3 separate regions of the Homo sapiens genome follow, and regions 1 and 2 are each linked to region 3. A link is an interaction called in ENCODE POLR2A ChIA-PET data of the cell type or tissue named here. Cell type or tissue: K562. All regions are shown on one strand. Each heading gives the region's core, and the rest is flanking DNA. Links, peaks and the distances in the headings are about the cores only.

Evidence for each region. ChIA-PET counts read pairs that join two places held together with the same protein. Peaks named below come from ENCODE experiments on the same cell type or tissue, not always from the same donor. Only the 100,000 strongest peaks of a DNase experiment are listed, where the experiment ranks them.
Region 1: POLR2A ChIA-PET joins it to region 3 with 7 read pairs; 4 of 35 experiments call an interaction of 5 or more read pairs at or near these places.
Region 2: POLR2A ChIA-PET joins it to region 3 with 5 read pairs; 6 of 35 experiments call an interaction of 5 or more read pairs at or near these places.

Annotation. Positions count from the first base shown.
Region 1 is chr1:112,968,704-112,973,914 of GRCh38, reverse strand. No RefSeq gene overlaps it. Among named protein-coding and RNA genes, the nearest start is that of SLC16A1-AS1, 15 kb to the right of the region's middle. RefSeq lists an enhancer at 4,385-4,885. In K562, for the core only: no CTCF peak of the experiment used is centred there; no DNase peak of the experiment used is centred there.
Region 2 is chr1:112,820,070-112,825,069 of GRCh38, reverse strand. It overlaps LINC01356 (long intergenic non-protein coding RNA 1356), which reads left to right. Exons shown (of 7, transcript NR_103746.1): 6 at 1,316-1,417; 7 at 4,529-4,901. Among named protein-coding and RNA genes, the nearest start is that of LINC01357, 27 kb to the left of the region's middle. RefSeq lists an enhancer at 3,230-3,959. In K562, for the core only: no CTCF peak of the experiment used is centred there; no DNase peak of the experiment used is centred there.
Region 3 is chr1:112,898,801-112,910,067 of GRCh38, reverse strand. LOC124904342 (a long non-coding RNA gene) reads right to left here. Exons shown (of 2, transcript XR_007066442.1): 2 at 1-203. Among named protein-coding and RNA genes, the nearest start is that of MIR11399, 22 kb to the right of the region's middle. RefSeq lists enhancers at 3,345-3,904, 5,707-6,001, 5,908-6,839, 6,840-7,773. In K562, for the core only: no CTCF peak of the experiment used is centred there; DNase peaks (open chromatin) are centred at 4,927 and 5,860.

The DNA.
Region 1 (5,211 bases), core at 1-5,000, 68 kb before region 3:
CCAAGTAGCTAGGACAACAGAAGTGTGCCACCATGCCCTGCTAATTTTTAATTTTTTTGTAGAGACAGGGTCTTGCCACTTTGCCCAGGTTGGTCTCAAACTCCTTGGCTCAAGAGATTTCCTGCCTTGTGAATCACTGAGCAGACCCCAGCATGCATTCTTCTAATTTTTTTTAATTTATTTTTTCTTATTTTTTAAGTTTAAAGGAATGTTAAATTCCAGAGATTCTTTTTTTTTTTTTTTTTTTTTTTTTTGGAGATGGAGTCTTACTCTGTTGCCCAGGCTGGAATGCAGTGGCGAGATCTCGGCTCACTGCAATCTCTGCCTCCCGGGTTCAAGACATTCTCCTGCCTCAGCCTCCTGAGTAGCTGGGATTACAGGTACCCACCACCTGGCCCAGCTAATTTTTGTATTTTAGTAGATATGGGGTTTCATCACGTTGGCCAGGCTGGTCTTGAACTCCTGCCTCAGCCAGCATGCATTCTTAATAGTAGACAATACATTAGGAGTTTGGAATGCCTGAATGTTTATCTATTAAAAAAATTTTTTTTTGAGACAGGGTCTTGCTCTATCACCCAGGCTGGAGTGCAGTGGCATGATCATAGCTCATTGCAGCCTCAACCTCCTGAGATCAAGCAATCTTCCCATCTGGGCCTCCCAAAGCTGATACTACATGTGTGCCACCACATGCAGCTAATTGTTTTTTTTTTTCTTTTAAAGAAACGGGGTCTGGCTATGTTGGCCAGACTAGTCTCAAACTCCAAGGCTCAAGCAATCATCCTGCCTTGGCCTCCCAAAGCGCTGGGACTACAGGCATGAGCCACTGCTCCTGGTTGAAATGCTTTAATTTTAAAGTACAAAGATTGCATACATTTTTGCTTGAGGTTCTTAGTGCTTCAAGAGATCCACCAAAATCCTAGAGGAATCCTTTCCATGAATTGGTAAAGCTTGTGAATATGTAATGTTAAAAAAACATCAGAGATGTAGGTATTCCAGAGAAGGTAGAGCAAGATAAAGATTTTAACTTACAAGCCAATGATTTTTTTTTTTTTTTTCCTAAGAGACAGTCTCGCTCTGTCACCCAGGCTGGAGTGCAGTGGCACCATCTCAGCTCACTGCGATCTCTGCCTCCTGGGTTCAAGCGATTCTCCTGCCTTAGCCTCCTGAGTAGCTGGGACTATAGGCGTGCACCAGAACGCCCAGCTAATTTTTGTATTTTTAGTAAGGATGGGGTTTTACTATGTTGGCCAGGCTGGTTTTGAACTCCTGACCTCAGATGGATCCGCCTGCCTTGGCCTCCCAGAGTGCTGGGATTACAGGCATGAGCCACCGTGCCCAGCTGCCACTGATTTTTCCAAAATAATTATGCATCCCTGGGAAGGAAATAGGAAATGAAACGTTTTGTATATAATTTGGATTTGTAGGTGGCCTTTGTAAGTAATTTATTAGAAGGTAAACAATAATTATGTAGAAAGAACCTGGTTGGTAAATATAATAATTATGAAACCTTATTAATTTTTTTTTTTTTTGAGACGGGGTCTCACTATGTCGCTCAGGCTGGAGTGCAGAGGTGTGATCTCGGCTCACTGCAAGCTCTGGTTCCCAGGTTCACGCCATTCTCCTGCCTCAGCCTCCTGAGTAGCTGGGACTACAGGCGCCTGCCACCACGCCTGGCGAATTTTTTTTTGTATTTTTAGTAGAGACGAGGTTTCACCATGTTAGCCAGCATGGTCTCGATCTCTTGACCTCGTGATCCACCCGCCTTGGCCTCCCAAAGTGTTGGGATTACAGGCATGAGCCACTGCGCCCAGCAGAAACCTTACTAATTTACATTAATTAGCAGGAAAGCTGAATTAAAAAGAGGTCTGAATCATAGAATTACTAAAACTGCTCCCCCTTAATCTACCTGCCTCTCCTCCATCTCCATGTTATTCTGCACACAGTTTATCAAGTGGAAGGAAGAAGTGCTTTTTATTTTTTTAATTTGTTTATTTTTTTGAGATGGAGTCTCGCTCTGTCACCCAGGCTAGAGTGCAGTGGCACGATCTCGGCTCACTGCAACCTCTGCCTCCCTGGTTCAAACGATTCTCCTGCCTCAGCCCCCCAAGTAGCTGGGACTACAGGCACACTACCACATCGGGCTAATTTTTTTGTATTTTTAGTAGAGATTGCGTTTCACCATGTTGGCCATGCTTGTCTCGAACTCCTGACCTCAAGTGACCCGCCCACCTCAGCCTCTCAAAGAGCTGGGATTATAGGTGTGAGCCACCACGCCTGGCCAAGAAGTGCTTTATATGAAGAAGAAACAGCCTGTACAAAGGTTCAGCGCTGGGACTATGAAACAGTTCTGCATTTTCCTGCCTCATCATCCTCCTCATCCCCATCCTTTCCTATAACGTCAAGATTTTGAACAAAATAAATGAATCAAAATAATCTAGCACTTAAGAACAGAAGCTAGGAATTAAGTAGACCTAGATTTAAATATCAGTTTTATAGTATTTATAAACTACAAATTACCCAATTTTGACTAAGCATAATTTAGTGATATCCCTATAAGTTCTGGCAGATGGAATAAGATTGCCCTAGGTTCTTGGTGAAGGCCTTTGTTTAGAAGCATGGTTGCAGTGACTGAGAATTCCCCCACTAACTCCTGTAGTCCAGACTTCCCTCATTCCACTGGATTCTGTTAAATGGTCTTGGTAGCCTGAATTATGCACTCCCACGTTATGGTTAAAGCATACTTGGGCTGTGTTTCATTCATGATATGGTCTTCCCTGGGTTGATCAAATGAGTAACTGGTGAAACAAATGAAATACATATGATAGAGTTAGAAAGCTCCCAGGTTGACTATCTTTGAATTGGAAACAGGAGCAAAACCCCATTATCTAGCCCATCTGAGCCTAATGGGAACATGAGATGAAGGCCATACCTAATCCTCTGCTTGGATGGCTACACTGATATGTTACCCATTTGCAATGTATGGTTTTGTGCTTCTCACTGACCTCTTGTGTGGCATGTAACATCTCCAGATTCTAGCTCCTGCTGTGACTATAGTAAGTGTACATGTGACAAGGTAATGAGCTATGTGTGCAGGGGGAAATGGGGTAGTGGTGAAAACAATGGCTGCAAGCAGAATGGTGTATTCTGAGCTTGTTGAGTTACTATCCTTTTGGTTTTGGGGTAACTGAGTAGACTAGCTGTCCTAGTAGGTAGCATAGAACAAAGAGTGTTCCTTGGCCAGGCGCAGTGGCTCACACTTGTAATCCCAGCACACTGGGAGGCCGAGGCAGGCAGATAACCTGAGTTCAGGTGTTCGAGACCAGCCTGGCCAACATGGTGAAACCTCGTCTCTACTAAAAATATAAAAATTAGCCAGGCGTGTTGGCAGGCACCTATAATCCCAGTTACTGGGGAGGCTGAGGCAGGAGAATTACTTGAACCTGGGAGGCAGAGGTTGCAGTGAACCAAGATCCCAAGATTGCGCCATTGCACTCCAGCCTGGTGACAAGAGTGAGACTTCGTCTCAAAAAACAAAAAAAGGAACAGAGTATTCCTACAAGATTTCCAGTTTCTTTCTTGCTATTAAATTAGTGGTGGTAAACAGTAAGAGGTATATGTATATCTCTAAGACTGTAAAGAGGACTCTCCCAAAGCAGTATAAAACTAAAGGCCTCAGACTGAGGCCATGAATTTAAGACACTAGGGAAAAAAGAACTTGTCCATTTAGCGGTGCAGTGTGGGGCTGAAGGCTGTTTAGTGCAAAAGATGAAGTGAGCCATTTCAGCCACTGTGGCCACGGTGACAAAAATGGAACCATGGGTCTTGGATAGGGGGAAATTATGAAGTTGTACGGAAATCCACCAGGTCTCTCTTTTTTTTTTATTTTATTATTATTATACTTTAAGTTTTAGGGTACATGTGCACAATGTGCAGGTTGGTTACATATGTATACATGTGCCATGCTGGTGTGCTGCACCCATTAACTCGTCATTTAGCATTAGGTATATCTCCCAAAGCTATCCCTCCCCCCTCCCCCCCAACCAGGTCTCTTAAACTCAAATCCTCATCTGCCAAAAGTAACAACGAAAGGACTGTCTCCATACAGGGATGGGACTGCCAAAATGACCCTCATTCTGATATTCAACTCTTCCTTGGGGATCTTTCATAAATCCCCCTTGGCACCGGGAAGAAGCGTTCTGCTTTCTACTTTTTTTTTTTTTTTTTTTTTGCGACAGAGTCTTACTCTGTCGTTGGACTGCAGTGACGCGATCTCAACTCACTGCAACCTCTGCCTCTGGGGTTCAAGCGATTCTCCTGCCTCAGCCTCCCAAGTAGCTGCGATTACAGATGCCTGCCACCATGCCCGACTAATTTTTGTATTTTTTTTTTTTTTTTTAGCAGAGATGGGGTTTCACCATGTTGGCCAGGCTAGTCTCAAACTCTTGATCTCAAGTGATCCACCGAACTCAGCCTTCTGGGATTACAGGCGTGAGCCACCACGGCCAGCTCTACCTATCTCTTTGTTTTTGAGATGGGGAATTTCACTCTTGTTGCCCAGGATGGAGTGCAATGGCACGATCTGGGCTCACCACAACCTCCGCCTTCTGGGTTCAAGTGATTCTCCTGCCTCAGCCTCCCAAGTAGCTGGGATTACAGGCCTGTGCCACCACGCCTGGCTAATTTTGTATTTTTAGTAGAGACGCGGTTTCTCCATGTTGGTCAGGCTGGTCTCGAACTCCAGACCTCAGGTGATCCGCCCGCCTCGGCCTCCCAAAGTACTGGGATTACAGGCGTGAACCACCGCGCCTGGCTGGCTCTACCTATTTCTTAAATACTGCAGCAGAGACTATGCTGAAATAGACTGGTCTGCTGGCTGCCATGTTTTGTTTGCCCCACCCCACATCTGCCTGCCTAGTCCTTTTTTTCCTTTTTTTTTTTTTGAGACAGAGTGTCGCTCTGTCGCCCAGGCTGGAGTGTAGTGGCGCGATCTTGGCTCACTGCAAGCTCCGCCTCCCAGGTTCACGCCATTCTCCTGCCTCAAGCCTCCAGAGTAGCTGCGACTACAGGCGCCCGCCACCACGCCCAGCTAATTTTTTCTATTTTTTAGTAAAGACGGGGTTTCACCGTGTTAGCCAGGATGGCCTCAATCTCCTGACCTCGTGTTCTGCCCACCGCGGCCTCCCAAAGTGCTGGGATTACAGGCGTGAGCCA
Region 2 (5,000 bases), core at 1-5,000, 81 kb after region 3:
CCCACCCCTTCTCTCCATGTCTCTACCCTGTCTTTTCTCTGGACTTGCCTCCTTCACTATAGGCAACCTTCCACCCTCCATTCCTCCTTCTTCTCCCTTAGCCTGTGTTCTCAAGAACTTAAAACCTCTTCAACTCACACCTGACCTAAAACCTAAATGCATTATTTTCTTCTGCCATGCCACTTGACCCCAGTACAAACTCCACAGTGGTTCCAAATAGCCAGCAAATGGCACTTTTGATTTTTCCATCCTACAAGATCTAAATAATTCTTGTTGTAAAATGGGCAAATGGTCTGAGGTGCCTGACGTCCAGGCATTCTTTTACATATCGGTCCCTCCCTAGTCTCTGTTCTCAATGCAACTTGTCCCAAATCTTGCTTCTTTCCCTCCCGCCTTGTCCCCTCAGTCCCAACCCCAAGCATCGCTGAGTCTTTCCAATCTTCCTTTTCTACAGACCCATCTGACCTCTCCCCTCCTCCCCAGGCTGCTCCTCACCAGGCCGAGCTAGGTCCCAATTTTTCCTCAGCCTCCGGTCCCCCACCCTATAATCCTTTTATCACCTCCCCTCCTTACACCTGGTCTGGCTTACAGTTTCCAGTTTCGTTCTGTGACTAGCCCTCCCCAACCTGCCCAGCAATTTCCTCTTAAAAAGGTGGCTGTAGCTAAAGGCATAGTGAAGGTTAATCCTCCTTTTTCTTTATCCGATCTCTCCCAAATCAGTTAATGTTTAGGCTCTTTTTCATCAAATATAAAAACCCAGCCTAGTTCGTGGCCCGTTTGGCAGCAACCCTGAGATGCTTTACAGCCCTAGACCCTGAAAAGTCAGAAGGCCATCTTATTCTCAATATGCATTTTATTTTATCACCCAATCTGCTCCCGACATTAAATAAAGCTCCAAAAATTAAATTCTGGCCCTCAAGCCCCACAACAGGACTTAGTTAACCTTGCCTTCAAGGTGTACAATAATAGAGTAGAGGCAGCCAAGTAGCAATGTATTTCTGAGTTGCAATTCTTTGCCTCCACTGTGAGACAAACCCCAGCCACATCTCCAGCACACAAGAAATCCAAACACCTGGATGAGGTTCTGGATGAACCGCAGCTGCCAGGGGTTCATCCAGAACCTCCTTCCCCAGGAGCTTGCTATGAGTGCTAGAAATCTGGCCACTGGGCCAAGGAATTCCTGCAGCCTGGGATTCCTCCTAAGCCATGTCCCATCTGTGCAGGATCCCACTGAAAATTGGACTGTTCAATTTACCTGGCAGCCACTCTCAGAGCCCCTGGAACTCTGGCTCAAGGCTCTCTTACTCCTTCCCAGATCTTCTCAGCTTAGCGGCTGAAGACTGATGCTGCCAGATGACTTTGGAAGCCCCCTGGACCATCACAGATGCCCAGCTTTGGATAACTCTTACAGTGGAGGGTAAGTCCGTCCTCTTCTTAATCAATACAGAGGCTACCCAACTCCACATTACCTTCTTTCAAGGGCCTGTTTCCCTTGACTCCATAACTGTTGTGGGTATTGATGGCCAGGTTTCTTTTTTTTTTTTTTTTTTTTTTTTGAGATGGAGTCTGGCTCTGTCGCCCAGGCTGGAATGCAGTGGTGCAATCTCGGCTCGCTGCAAGCTCCACCTCCGGGGTTCACGCCATTCTCCTGCCTCAGCCTCCCGAGTAGCTGGGACTACAGGCCCCCGCCACTACGCCCAGCTAATTTTTTATATTTTTAGTAGAGACGGGGTTTCACCGTGTTAGCCAGGATGGTCTCAATCTCCTGACCTCGTGATCCACCCGCCTCGGCCTCCCAAAGTGCTGGGATTACAGGCATGAGCCACCGTGCCCGGCCGATGGCCAGGTTTCTAAACCTCTTAAAACTCCCCAACTCTGGTGCCAACTTGGACAATATTCTTTTATGCACTCCTTTTTAGTTATCCTCACCTGCCCAGCTCCCTTATTAGGTCGAGACATTTTAACTAAATTATCTGCTTCCCTGACTATTCCTAGGCCACAGCCACACCTCATTGCTGCCCTTTTCCCCAGTTCAAAGCCTCCTTCACATCCTCCCCTTGTATCTCCCCACCTCAATCCACAGGTATGGGACACCTCTACTCCCTCCTTGGCAACTGATCATGCACCCCTTACCATCCCATTGAAACCTAATCACCCTTACCCCACTCAATGCCAATATCCCATCCCACAGCACGTGTTAAAAGGATTAAAGCCTGTTATCACTCACCTGTTACAGCACGGCCTTTTAAAGCCTGTAAACTCTCCTTACAATTTCCCCATTTTACCTGTCCTAAAACTGGACAAGCCTTACAGTTTAGTTCAGGATCTGAGTCTTATCAACCAAAACCAAATTGTTTTGCCTATCCACCCCGTGGTGCCAAACCCATATACTCTCCTATCCTCAATACCTCCCTCTACAACCCATTATTCTGTTCTAGATAAACCTAGCTGACCCCATAGATCCTATATCCTTTCCCTACTTTCCTTTCCATTCCTTAAAAAACAGCTCCCACACTAGCTCTCCCTAACTCATCACTCCCTTTTCATTACACACAACCGAAGTGCAGGGCTGTGTGGTTGAAATTCTTACACAAGAGCCAGACCGTGCCCTGTAGCCTTTCTGTCCAGACAACTTGACCTTACTGTTTTAGGCTGGCCATCGTGTCTGCATGCAGCGGCTGCCACTGCTTTAATACTTTTAGAGGCCCTAAAAATCACAAACTATGCTCAATTCACTCTCTACAGTTCTCATAACTTCCAAAATCGATTTTCTTCCTCACACCTGATGCATATACTTTCTGCCCCCACCCCACTACCTCTCAGCAAGCCAAACTCATTACCTTAACTCGAGCCCTCACTCTTGCAAAAGGACTACGCGTCAATATTTATACTGACTCTAAATATGCCTTCCATATACTGCACCACCATGCTGTTATATGGGTTGAAAGAAATTTCCTCACTACACAAGGGTCCTCCATCATTAATGCCTCTTTAATAAAAACTCTTCTCAAAGCTGCTCTACTTCCAAAGGAAGCTGGAGTCATTCACTGCAAGGGCCATCAAAAGGCATCAGATCCCCTCACTGAGGACAATTCTTATGCTGATAAGGTAGCTAAAAAAACAGCTAGTGTTCCAACTTCTATCCCTCAGGGCAGTTTTTCTCCTTCTCATCTGGCCACTCCCACCTACTCCCCCACTAAAACTTCCACCTGTCAATCTCTTCCCACACAAGGCAAATGGTTCTCAGACCAAGGGAAATATCTCCTTCCAGCCTCACAGGCCCATTCTATTCTGTCATCATTTCATAACCTCTTCCATGTAGGTTACAAGCCACTAGCCCACCCCTTAGAACCTCTCATTTCCTTTCCATTGTGGAAATCTATCTTCAAGGAAATCACTTCTCAGTGTTCCAGCTGCTATTCTACTACTCCTCAGGGATTGTTCAGGCCCCCTCCCTTCCCTACACATGAAGCTCGGGCCCCCGTCCAGAACTGGCAAATTGACTTTACTCATATGCCCCGAGTCAGGAAACTAAAATACCTCTTGGTCTGGGTAGACACTTTCACTGGATGGGTGGAGGCCTTTCCCACAGGGTATGAGAAAGCCACTGTGGTCATTTCTTCCCTTCTGTCAGACATAATTCCTCGTTTGGCTTTTCCACCTCTATACAGTCCGATAACGGACAGGCCTTTATTAGTCAAATCACCCAAGCAGTTTCTCAGGCTCTTGGTGTTCAGTGAACTAACGGTCTTTTTAAAACACACTTCACCAAGCTCAGCCACCAACTTAAAAAGGACTGGATACTTTTACCACTTTCCCTTCTCAGAATTCGGGCTTGTCCTCAAAATGTTACAGGGTACAGCCCATTTGAGCTCCTGTATAGATGCTCCTTTTATTAGGCCCCAGTCTCATTCCAGACATCAGACCAACTTGGACTGCACCCCAAAAACTTGTCATCCCTACTGTCTTCTGTCTAGTCATACTCCTATTCACCATTATCAACTACTCATAAATGCCCTGCTCTTCTTTACACTGCCGGTTTACACTGTTTCTCCAAGCCATCACAGCTGATATCTCCTGGTGCTATCCCCAAACCGCCACTCTTAACTCTTAAAGTAAATAAATAATCTTTGCTGGCAGGGCTATGCTGAACCCCCTTGAGCACTCTCTAATTGGATGTCCTAGGTCCTCCCAATTCTTAGTCATTTAATACCTGTTTTTCTCCTTCTCTTATTTGGACCTTGTGTCTTCTGTTTAGTTTCTCAATTCATAACAAAACTGTATCCAGGCCATCACCAATCATTCTATATGACAACTGTTTCTTCTCACAACCCCACAATATCACCCCTTACCACAAAATCTTCCTTCAGCTTAATCTCTCCCACTCTAGGTTCCCATGCCACCCCTAATCCCGCTAGAAGCAACCCTGAGAAACATCATCCATTATCTTTCCATACCACCCCCCGAAAAATTTTTACCATCCCAACACTTTACCACTATTTTGTTTTATTTTTCTTATTAATATAAGAAGACAGGAATATCAGGTCTCTGAGCCCAAGCTAAGCCATCATATCCCCTGTGACCTGCATGTATGCATCCAGATGGCCTGAAGTAACTGAAGAATCACAAAAGAAGTGAAAATGGCGCGTGCCTGCCTTAACTGATGACATTACCTTGTGAAATTCCTTCTCCTGGCTCATCCTGGCTCAAAAGCTCCCCCACTGAGCACCTTGTGACCCCCACTCCTGCCTAACAGAGAACAATCCCCTTTGACTGTAATTTCCCACTACCTACCCAAATCCTATAAAACGGCCCCACCCCTATCTCCATTCACTGACTCTTTTTGGACTCAGCCCACCTGCACCCAGGTGAAATAAACAGCCTTGTTGCTCACACAGAACCTGTTTGGTGGTCTCTTCACACGGCGAGTGAAATTTAGTATTGTACCAATGGTAAATTGACAAATGTACCACGTTTATATAAGATTAACAGCAGAGGAG
Region 3 (11,267 bases), core at 3,917-8,916:
ACTCTTTTTTCCTCCATTCAGTCTGGGTCATTGTGGCAAAGTCATTCAAATGTAAGCAGTTGGAAGCTGTAGAGCGAAGAGTATCTTTCTCCTCAGCTGAAGAGCATCAGTATATTTACTTTTTGCTTTTACTCTGACTTGCCCAGAGGAGATGTATAGCAAAAGGAATCACATCCTACTGGTTGGTTAACAAGGGAGGCTGCCTAGGTTCAAATTGAGGATCAGACAAATTACTTAGCCTCCCTAAGCATCAGGGTTTTTTTTCTAATAAAAGGTGTTAATAATAATTAGTACCCACCGCTAGGGTTGTCAAGAAGGTTAATAAGTGTATGCACTTGACTATTTAAAAAGTTCATGCTTAGGGGTAAAAAGGCTATGAGAATTCCTGAAGTGGACTCTTACTTGCAGTGGATGGTTTTGGAGTGACTCTTAAGAATATTAGCTAAACAATTAAATACTCCTTTTTGATCAGCTTCTCCTTTTTGTCTTCCCAATGTATTGGTCTTTTTTTGGTAAATGAACGGATGAAACTAACACTTCACCAAATGGTTCATATATACCGGCTTTTCACGTAAGATGGATTTGAATATCAAAGTCCTTAGTCTTTCTACTCTAATACCACAGTCCCCTCCATAGGGAAAAGATGCCGTACTAGTAGCAGATAAACTTTTTTCCCCTCAATAACTAATGATTCTATAAGAGAAGAAATAAAACTAGTAAATAATCTTGGCTAAAGTCCTTTATCCCTAGCAATGTATTTAAATGCAAATGGAAAGGTTGATGAAATATCTATTTTCCCTACTACATCATGACAGTTTAAATGATAAATTATTACCTATTGGTGGCTGAGTAAATTGGTATAACATTTTGGGAAGGCAATATTGTAAGATGTATCAAGCACGAGGAACTCGTTTTTCCTAAAAATTTCAGATTTTGAAATTTTTCTAAGAAAGTTTTTGCCTGTCTTTGAAATTGTCAATTTCTTTGAAAAATTCTTACGTTGGGTATCAGTGTTTTTTTTTGTTTTTTGTTTTTGTTTTTGTTTTGTTTTGTTTTGTTTTGTTTTGTTTGGAGACAGGGTCTCACTCTGTTGCCCAGGCTGGAATGAGGTGGCACTATCAGTCACTGCTCACTGCAGCCTCAACCTTTCAGGGTCAAGCAATCCACCCACTTCAGCCTCCCAAGTAGCTGGGATTAACTATAACTTTTTTGTGTGTGTGAGATGGTGTCTTGCTCTGTCACCCAGGCTGGAGTGCAGTGGCGCAATCTCAGCTCTCTGCCTCCCGGGTTCAAGCAATTGTCCTTTCTCAGCCTCCTGAGTACCTGGGATTACAGGCACATGCCACCACACCCAGCTAATTTTGTATTTTTTTAGTAGAGAAAGGATTTCACCATGTTGGCCAGGCTGATCTCGAACTCCTGACCTCATAACTATAACTTTTATAGAGACTGGATCTTACTGTGTTGCTTAGGCTGGTCTCCAACTCTTGAATTCAAGCAATCCTCCTGCCTGGGCCTCCCAAAGTGTTGGGATTGCAGACATGAGCCACTGCACCTGGCCTTAATAAGTAGTTAGATGGATATGGTTATGAAGTCCCTTTGATACAAAAACGGCATAATATTAAGTGAAAAAACACAAACTAGGCCTGATGTGGTGGCTCACGCCTGTAATTCCAGCTCTTTGGGAGGCCAAGGCAGGCAGATCACCTGAGGTCAGGAGTTCCAGACCAGCCTGACCAACATGGAGAAACCCTGTCTCTATAAAAATACAAAATTAGCCGGGTGTGGTGGTGCATGCCTGTAATCCCAGCTACTCAGAGGGCTGGGGCAGGAGAATCGCTTGAACCCGGGAGGTGGAGGTTGTGGTAAGCCAAGATCATGCCATTGCACTCCAGCCTGGGCAACAAGAGTGAAACTCTGTCTCAAAAAAAAAAAAAAACCTAGTATGATATGTGTAGATATATATGCCTAATACATACATACACAAGCACAGGGAAAAAGAAAATGCACATATATACCAATCATAATTTTGTTAGTGTGGTAAAATTAGGTGACTGTTTTCTATGTTTTTTCCATATTCAGAATTTTCTTAATACGATGGTTACTTTTATACTAAAAGAAAACAACATACCATATACTACTGGTTTACAGAAAGAAAAAACTATGCATGTGATCTAGAAGAGTTCTAGCAAGAGACACTTGATTCCTAAGAAAATCAAGCTAATTGTTATAAGCACATTACTTTTTCTGCTTCTCCAAGAGTTGCATTCTGGTGAAAGAGAGGTGAGTGTGACATGGAACTCAAGAGCACAATAGTCTTGCATCACTATTTTGCTGGTGCTGGACCAAAGCTGTGAAGTGTAGAGTCCACAGGCCACCAGTGCTGGCCACCTGTGCCTTCTTCTTGCAGGCAGTGCTCTTGGAGACAGCATTCCTGTGGTTCCTTTCTAATCATCATTCAGCTGCAAGTATTTACCTCAGGAAGCCAGAGTGTTCAGCTCTCAGCCGCTCACCCACATCACAGTGTTGTGTTGTTCTTGAGCGTTATCTTATTGAGATCAGCATCAGAAAAAAGAAAATACAAGGCCAGCCATGGTGGCTCTTGTCTGTAATCCCAGCACTTTGGGAGGCCAAGGCGGGCGGATCACCCGAGATCGGGAGTTCGAGACCAGCCTGACCAACATTCAGAAACCCCATCTCTACTAAAAATACAAAATTAGTCAGGCATGGTGGCGCATGCCTATAATCCCAGCTACTAGGGAGGCTGAGGCAGGAGAATCGCTTGAACCCAGGAGGCAGAGGTTGTGGTGAGATCACGCCATTCCACTCCAGCCTGGGCAACAAGAGTGAAACTCCATCGCAAAAAAAAAAAAAGAAAAGAAAAAGAAAAAATATAGTGATAGACAAAAAGAGGTGGAATTTGCTTGTCCACGTGGCTATCGTTTGTTCATTCACCAACAGATATTTATTGGACACTTAGTATATCCCAGGCATTGTTCCAGACTTTGAGAATCCAGCAGTGAATAAAACAAATGATATGTTTTCACAAGTATCTTACATTCTAGTAGGGAAAAATAGATGATGAACAGTAAGTTATTAAGAAAACAGTAGTTTTCAGAATAGAGCAATGGATATAAAATCAGCCTTCATTCATTCACCCTAACTATTTTTTGTAGCATGTATGTTTTGTGCCTGGCTCCATTAGCTGGATAGAGGGCATAATGCAGTGAACAAAATATAGTTCCTAGCACCCACAGCTTCTAGTGTAGTGGGGAAGATATGTAGTAACTTCTGTGGTGTGGTAACACATGGCAAAACCTAATCCAATCTTGGGAGAGCATAAAAAATCAAAAATTATGTTTTTGAGCAAGTTAATCTATCTGATCTTTGATAAACATGATAAAATTATTTTGAGGATTACATGTGAAAGTACACAGCACACCATTGAGCACATAGTAACATTAATATATTAAGTGCATAGTCATTGTAAAAATCTGAATCTCCTTGAACATTCTGCAATGCAGTGTAGCAAGTATCAGTTAGGTCATCAACCAGAACAACAATGAATAAAGAACAGCTAGTGATTGTATAGCTCATCCAATTTTACAAAGGCCTTTCAAATATATTCTATCATCTGATCCTGCAAAATCCTAGGGAAGTGAGTATAATTAAAGATACTGACTCTTTATCTGGGCCTTCATCTTGGCGGGTTATCCTCCCCTGCTGTCAGGGAGCACAAAGCGGGACTGCAGACAGCTTAACTGCTAGAGCTGAAGGTTGTGCTGGATGGAAGCTTTGGAATCATACAAGAATGCAAGAGACCAAATCCTGGGTGAACCTGAGGGGGAATAATGGCTAAACCAATCCCTGAGTTCTGCACCAAAATGTGTAAAATGGTTCCTGTCCCCACAAATTTACAATCTGATTCTGTCCCTTGGCTTCAAAATGCATAATGTGATGTTTTTTTCACTTGTGGATTTCCTTTCCTAATATGCTTTACTGATTCCAGAATTAAAACTTTGCATTTCCTGAGCTTACTCTGGCCAGATCCCAAGAGGAAGTGGCCAGAAGCCATTAAGAGGGCCAGGAGGGGAACTGGACCGGGATTAAAAGTCACCTGGTGTGCTGACAATCTGTATGTGCGTAATTGTCAACAGAAGGTTTAAATGGTTATAGTCTTTGTGATTTATCTTTCTTTTCCTTTCTCAACACCCTTTTTTGTCTCCCGCTTCTAACCACCTTGAGGCCAAAAAAGAAAAAAAAAAAAGGCCTGGGTACTTTGGTCAGGCTCTATTTGTATATGCTTTTTAGAATGGGTGTTGTACAAACTTGATATCAATGCTTTTCGCTTTAAATTTCAAGTACTATCTCAGTTCTTACATGCTAAGAATGAGTAACCAGGCCTGCAGTAGGTTTTCTGAGCTAGGTACTTTGATGGGGCTCTCCCTGTGCACTAGCCCCTCCTTCCCACCCTTTCCTACCCCCGACATGCCACAGTTGCCAAATCCTGTAGATTCAGCTAGCTTACTGTTTCTCCTTTCCATCCCCTCCTCTTCGTTTTTCTTGCTATTGGCTTAGTTTCCAACAGCTTCCCTCTTTTCTCACTCACCACTTCGGATCGAGCCTCAACAGTGCTGCCAAAATAATTTTTCTAGAAGGGCCAAATTTCTCCATGTTTTGTTTTGTTTTAACAACAATTTAAAAAAAGCCTATACCTCTTTTATAACTACAAACAAAAGCAATAAAGATAAAAATAATACAACTCAATCTAATCATGTCTTTTTTTTCTGCTTAAAATACTGTAGTTTGAGGATAAAGTCCAAACTCCTTGGCTTCTGGCCTCACAGAGCTCTCCGTGATTTCCTTCCTCTGTGAAGGAAACTCCTGAAGTTTCCTTCAGCCTTATCTCTTACCACTCCTCAGCCCACACCCTGCTCTCCAGGCCAACTGCATTTCTTAGGGCTGACCTGTACCTGAAAGCCCCGCCCTTCTTTTCCCTCTGCACCAACACCTTATCCTCCGAAATTTGGAAGCCTTACCTGATCCCACAATTTCATTTCAATTGCCCTCTTGACTGAAGTGCAGTTACAATGCAAGTCTTTCAAATCTCAGGTCTCAAATCTCAGGCCACTTACTAGCTCTGGGTCCTTAGGAAAGTTACTTAATCTCTAGGCCTTGGTTTCCAGATCTGTAAAATGGAACTAATAATAGAACTTAACTTACAGGGTCGCCATGATGATTAAATCTATAAAACCCTTAGCATAGTGCCTGACATGGAATAAATGCTCACTGTGTATTAATTTTGCTTACTCTTTCACAGATACCACTATTAAAGAATAGTTTTCAAAATGATAAAAGCATAACTCACACAGAGAATGAACATACATTTATTTAAATCATGAATTAAGGAGGAAACTAGTAGGATTTTATAACTGTTTAAAATGGAATTTTACTTATAAAACTGCCTTTGCCAAATTATGACTGAGACAGCCAAAGAGATCTAACTTAACAGACTCCATCTTGCTTCTAACCTCCAAGCTGTCCTTGTTCATTCCTGGGTATAGGCCGAACTAACTTTGGGAGAAGCTTAGTTTATAGTTTAAACAAAGACAGCTCTTTCCCAAAGCAGACCTCCTTTTTGCCTGGGGACTAGATTGCCTTTGTAGGACTAACATTAGCCACAAGATTAGAAATTGTGGTTTAGGAGTCATGCAGCTGGAGGCTACAAGATTCTGACCCTTCCTAAACTGCTCCTAAGATCAGTGCTTGAGATATTTTGCAGACTCGGCACTTGATGGATCATCTGGCACCACCCAATTGAAAAACTGGCTCAACTGATCTTGTAGCCCCCACCCAGGAAGTGACTCAGTGCAAGAAGACAGCTCCGACTCCCTACGATTTCATCTCTGACAAATCAGCACTCCTGGCTCACTGGCTTTCCCCCACCCACCAAGTTATCGTTAAAAATTCTGCTCCCTGAATACTTGGGGAGACTGATTTGAGTAATAATAAAACTCTGGTCTCCAACACAGCTGGCTCTGTGTAAATTACTCTTTCTCTATTGCAATTCCTCTGTCTTGATGAATGCTCTGTCTAGGCAGAGGGCAAGGTGAACCCCTTGGGCGGTTTGTTCTGTACTGGACAAAATGTATTTAGTTGCATTGCCATGAACAGAGTTGTTTGCATCCTGCATCCAGCTCTAGACAGAAAACATCTACACCATCATCAGGCCTCCCCATTAACCTTCATTTCTACAGAGTTATAAAACAGTCCAGCACTTTTGTAGGGTAGAATTGTAACACACATCATTCCATTGAAAGACACCCAGTCATTACTTGCCCATTTAAAAGTCTTTCACAATTTTTCCTAGCACTGCAGTGCATTGTACATGTTAGTTTGCTCTTCTAAATCCCTACGAAACTGTGAACTTCTTGAGATGAGAGGGAACCACACACAAAGTATGCCATGTGATTTTAGGGCCTGGGGAAGCTTCTGCAGGAAGTGGCATTTCAACCAGGTAGAGAAAAATAGTGCTGCATTTCTCCTGGAGAAAAGCATCCAGAGAAAGCTATGTAGGAACCATGGTAGAACTGACAGCCAAGCATTGTTAAACACAGACTGTGTGCCAGGCCCTGGGCTAGGTTAAGATAAAAAGCTGAATAAAGCCTGGTCTGTATTTTTAAGAAGCTTTAAATCTGTTGGTGGCATGAAAAGGAAATCAGTGCTTACAACATAGCATGATGAGGACCCTAAAAGTCCACAGGCCAAATTTCGGAGACTGAAGTGAACAAAGGCAGAGTGTTTCCCAAGCCCAAGTCTGATGAAGGGCAGAAAACAGAGGAGATCCCAGTGGGCCTGTGGGCTACTGAATAGGAAAAGCAAATTATTTTTCTCTATACTCACACTGAACATAGAACACTCCTGTGATCAAATGTGTAGGGATTTTTCTCCACATCAAGCAATTCTCCAATTTTCTGCAGACACCGAGAGTCTTACAACTAAACTCAATTCTGATACTATCTACCTAGGTATAGTGTCAGATCACACAGATTAAGGACTCAGTTCCAGGCCAGGCGTGGTGGCTCACGCCTGTAATCCAATCACTTTGGAAGGCCAAGGTGGGTGGATCATCTGAGCTCAGGAGTTCCAGACCAGCCTGGGCAACATGGTGAAACCCCATCTCTACTAAAAATACAAAAAATTAGCCGGGCATGGTGGCGCACGCCTGTAATCTCAAATACTTGGGAGGCTGAGGCAGGAGAGTTGCTTGAACCCAGGAGGTGGAGGTTGCAGTGAGCCAAGATTGCGCCACTCCACTCAAGCCTAGGTGACAAAGTGAGACCCTGTCTCAAAAAAAAAAAAAAAAAGACTCAGTTCCACACGTTCACACTCCAACTGCAAATAGTAGACCTTCATGTTACTCACAACTTCTGTCCAACTTAGCTACAAATTAGAGGTTTTACAAATTAGACCCTTTCTTGGGTTCAATCACTTGCTAGAGTGGCTCACAGAATTAAGGGAAATGCTTTACTTACATTTACCCATTTATTGTAAAGGTGTAAAATAAAATGTATGGGAAGCCATTGTTTTGGACTGAGCTCCTGCACTAGGCCCCAACAAAACAAATTAAAATGGAGTCACTTATGCTAAGTGTCATGCAATCAAGTTGAAACTTTAAGGAAGCAAGAAAATTCCCCATTAGACCAATTTTTCCTAAAAACAGAAGATTCATAGCAACCAGTCTGAAGAGGCCCAGTCAACCTGAACCAGCATGTTAAGGAAGTCTCCTCCTTTAACCCTTACAAGGAAAGTAACCTGAAGTAACCTGATGTTAACAATCTGCTTTTGGTATTATTGTTTCCTCACTCCTGCTCTAGCTATCTTATAAAAACCAACTGTTAGGCTGGGCATGGTGGCTCACACCTGTAATCCCAGCATTTTAGGAAGCCGAGGCGGGCAGATCATGAGGTCAAGAGATTGAGAGACCATCCTGGCCAACATGGTGAAACCCCATCTCTACTAAAAATACAAAAATTAGCTGGGCATGGTGGCACGTGCCTGTAGTCCCAGCTACTCAGGAGGCTGAGGCAGGAGAATCACTTGAACCCGGGAGGTGGAGGTTGCAGTGAGCCAAGATCATACCACTAACACTCCAGCCTGGTGACAGAGCAAGACTCCATCTCAAAAAAAAAAAAAAAAAAAACAAAAACAAAAACTGGTTTGCCATCCTAGCAGAGCACTTACCTATTTTTAGATGAGATGCTGTTTGATTTATGAATTGCTAATAAAAACCAACTCGATCTTTAGACTAAATTTATTGAAATTTTCTAACAGTTCTGGTGAACATGAAAGGACTTGAAGAAGGCTGATGACCCTGAGGCCACTGAAGGATGCAGATAAGGTGCTCCTTACTCCTTTAGAGTCCCCTGACTTCCTCACAGTGCTCCCAATGTCATGAGTAAGTTCCTACCAGGGCCAACTCTTTGTATTTGAGCTCCTGATTATTTTGGCTTTTGGGTGCCAAAGGTTGTGTTGTAGCAGAGTAAATGATCTTTGGGACTTTTGGTGATTGTTGCATCGCTACCAAAGAATCACACTTTTAAAGATAACTGACAGTGATTGCAGCAAATGGCAGTTACTGCAGGGGGTGTTAGACACTATTTTTCAGAAATTCACAGGGATTTGGGTTATCTCCTCTTTGTTTCTTTTTCTTGCACACTAAGGTAGGGAAAGATCATTGGCTATGTTGGCTAAGGAATCTTGGTGCCAAACCACAACTTAATTGACAGGTATGGGAAGGGCACCCAAAAGCTGTTAGATCACCTATCACCTAAATATGTAACTACTGAAAGGATAAGCTGGCCAGGCATTGTGGCTCACATCTGTAATCCCAGCACTTCGGGAGGGTGATGTGGGTGAATCACCTGAGGTCAGGAGTTGGGGACCAGCCTGACCAACATGGAGAAACCCCGTCCCTACTAAAAATACAAAATTAGCTGGGTGTGGTGGCGCATGCCTGTAATCCCAGCTACTTGGGAGGCTGAGGCAGGAGAATCCCTTGAACCCAGGAGGCAGACGTTGTGGTGAGCCGAGATCGCGCCATTGCACTCCGTCCTGGGCAACAAGAGCAAAACTCAGTCTCAAAAAAAAAAAAAGAAAGAAAGAAAGAAAGAAAGAAAAAGAAAGGATAAGGTTTAGTTTGACGCTAGGTTACCCATGAGCCTTAAGAAAATTTCCTTGCAAAAAGAAACACTGAAAACATCACACGACCCAACCTCTTGACATTTCCCTCTTAGGCTTTTATCTCAGCTCTCATATTGAGAAAATAGGCATCTCATCTGAGAAACCCAATATGCTAAACAACTTAGGACTCCACCTTCCAGTATGCCTGCGTTTTACTTTTTATTTTTATTTATTTATTTTTTTGAGAGGAGTCTTGCTCTGTCACTCAGGCTGGAGTGTAATGGCACAATCTCAGCTCACGGCAACCTCCGCCTCCTGGGTTCAAGCGATTCTCCTGCCTCAGCCTCCCGAGTAGCTGGGATTATAGGAATTCGCCACCATGCCCAGCTAATTTTGTATTTTTAGTAGAGACGGGGTTTCTCCATGTTGGTCAGGCTTGTCTTGAACTTTCGACCTCAGGTGATCTGCCTGCCTCAGCCTCCCAAAGTGCTGGGATTACAGGCTTGAGCCACCACACCCGTGCCTGCCTTTTTATGTACAAAAATTTTCATCTTGGAAGCTGTAAATTCTAACAAAAATGGTGATTTTTTTTTTCAGAGTCTCATTCTGTCACCCAAGCTGGAGTGCAGTAGCATGATAATGGCTCACTGCAGCCTTGACTTCCAAGACTTAAGTGATTCCTTCCACCTCAGCCTTTTGAGTAGCTAGGACCACAAGTGCACATCACCACACCTGGCTAATTTAAAAACATTTTTGTAGAGATGGAGTCCCACTGCATTGCTCGGGCTGGTCTCGAATTCCTGGGCTCAAGCAATCCTCCTGCCTCAGCCTCCCAGAGTGCTGGGATTATAGGCATGAACAACTGTGCCTGGCCAAAAAGTGGTGAAATTTTATCAAAGACAATTTAGAATTACAGGGGACATTATAGAGAACATTCCAGATGGACAAGATTATCCATCTAAGAAGCACATTTGAAAGTAAGGGCTCTCAAATTAGACAAACAGATGAGATGCCTATTTTCGATACACAGAAGCCTCTAACCAGATTTTAGGTTTCAAAAAATTGCTTCTCTAAAGGTCTCCTTTAAAAAGGCAAATGAAAAGCTTTAAGCAACAAACTGATAAGAAAAATCGAATCTGCTAACCTGTTTACTTAGTGACCATCCCACCCTGATGGTTTAAAAGAAAGCCAGAAAAACTGTTTATAAAAGTTAAGCCCTCAAGTCAGTCAAGTTTGCTTCTTTAACCACCTTTATGCCCTAGTCAAATTATTAAGCTCAGAGCTATGTATGCTGAGCCCAGACACAGAAAATGCTTTGTCTGCCTTATTTGTCAATGAGCTCCACCCTGAACTCAATAATCTGGTTAAAAGCAAAAGCTAAATTGGAAAGTTCCTAACTAAATTAGTAAACTCAACACTTCAGGATCTTTGTTAAGAAGCTTGGTTTTGGCCGGGAGGATGGAGTTCAGCGGGCAGCGGAGCTGTCTCAGTCTTTGCCGCCGCGCCGGCGAGCGCCGCCCGGGAGGCAGCGGCTGGAGGAGCGGACGGGCCCCGCGGGGCCCGAGGGCAAGGAGCAGCCGCCTGCCTTGGCCTCCCAAAGTGCCGAGATTGCAGCCTCTGCCCGGCTGCCACCCCGTCTGGGAAGTGAGGAGTGTCTCTGCCTGGCCGCCCATCGTCTGGGATGTGAGGAGCCCCTCTGCCTGGCTGCCCAGTCTGGAAAGTGAGGAGCGTCTCCGCCCGGCCGCCATCCCATCTAGGAAGTGAGGAGCGCCTCTTCCCAGCCGCCATCACATCTAGGAAGTGAGGAGCGTCTCTGCCCGGCCGCCCATCGTCTGAGATGTGGGGAGCGCCTCTGCCCCGCCGCCCCATCTGGGATGTGAGGAGCGCCTCTGCCCGGCCGAGACCCCGTCTGGGAGGTGAGGAGCGTCTCTGCCCGGCCGCCCCGTCTGAGAAGTGAGGAGACCCTCTGCCTGGCAACCACCCCGTCTGAGAAGTGAGGAGCCCCTCCGCCCGGCAGCTGCCCCGTCTGAGAAGTGAGGAGCCTCTCCGCCCGGCAGCCACCCCATCTGGGAAGTGAGGAGCGT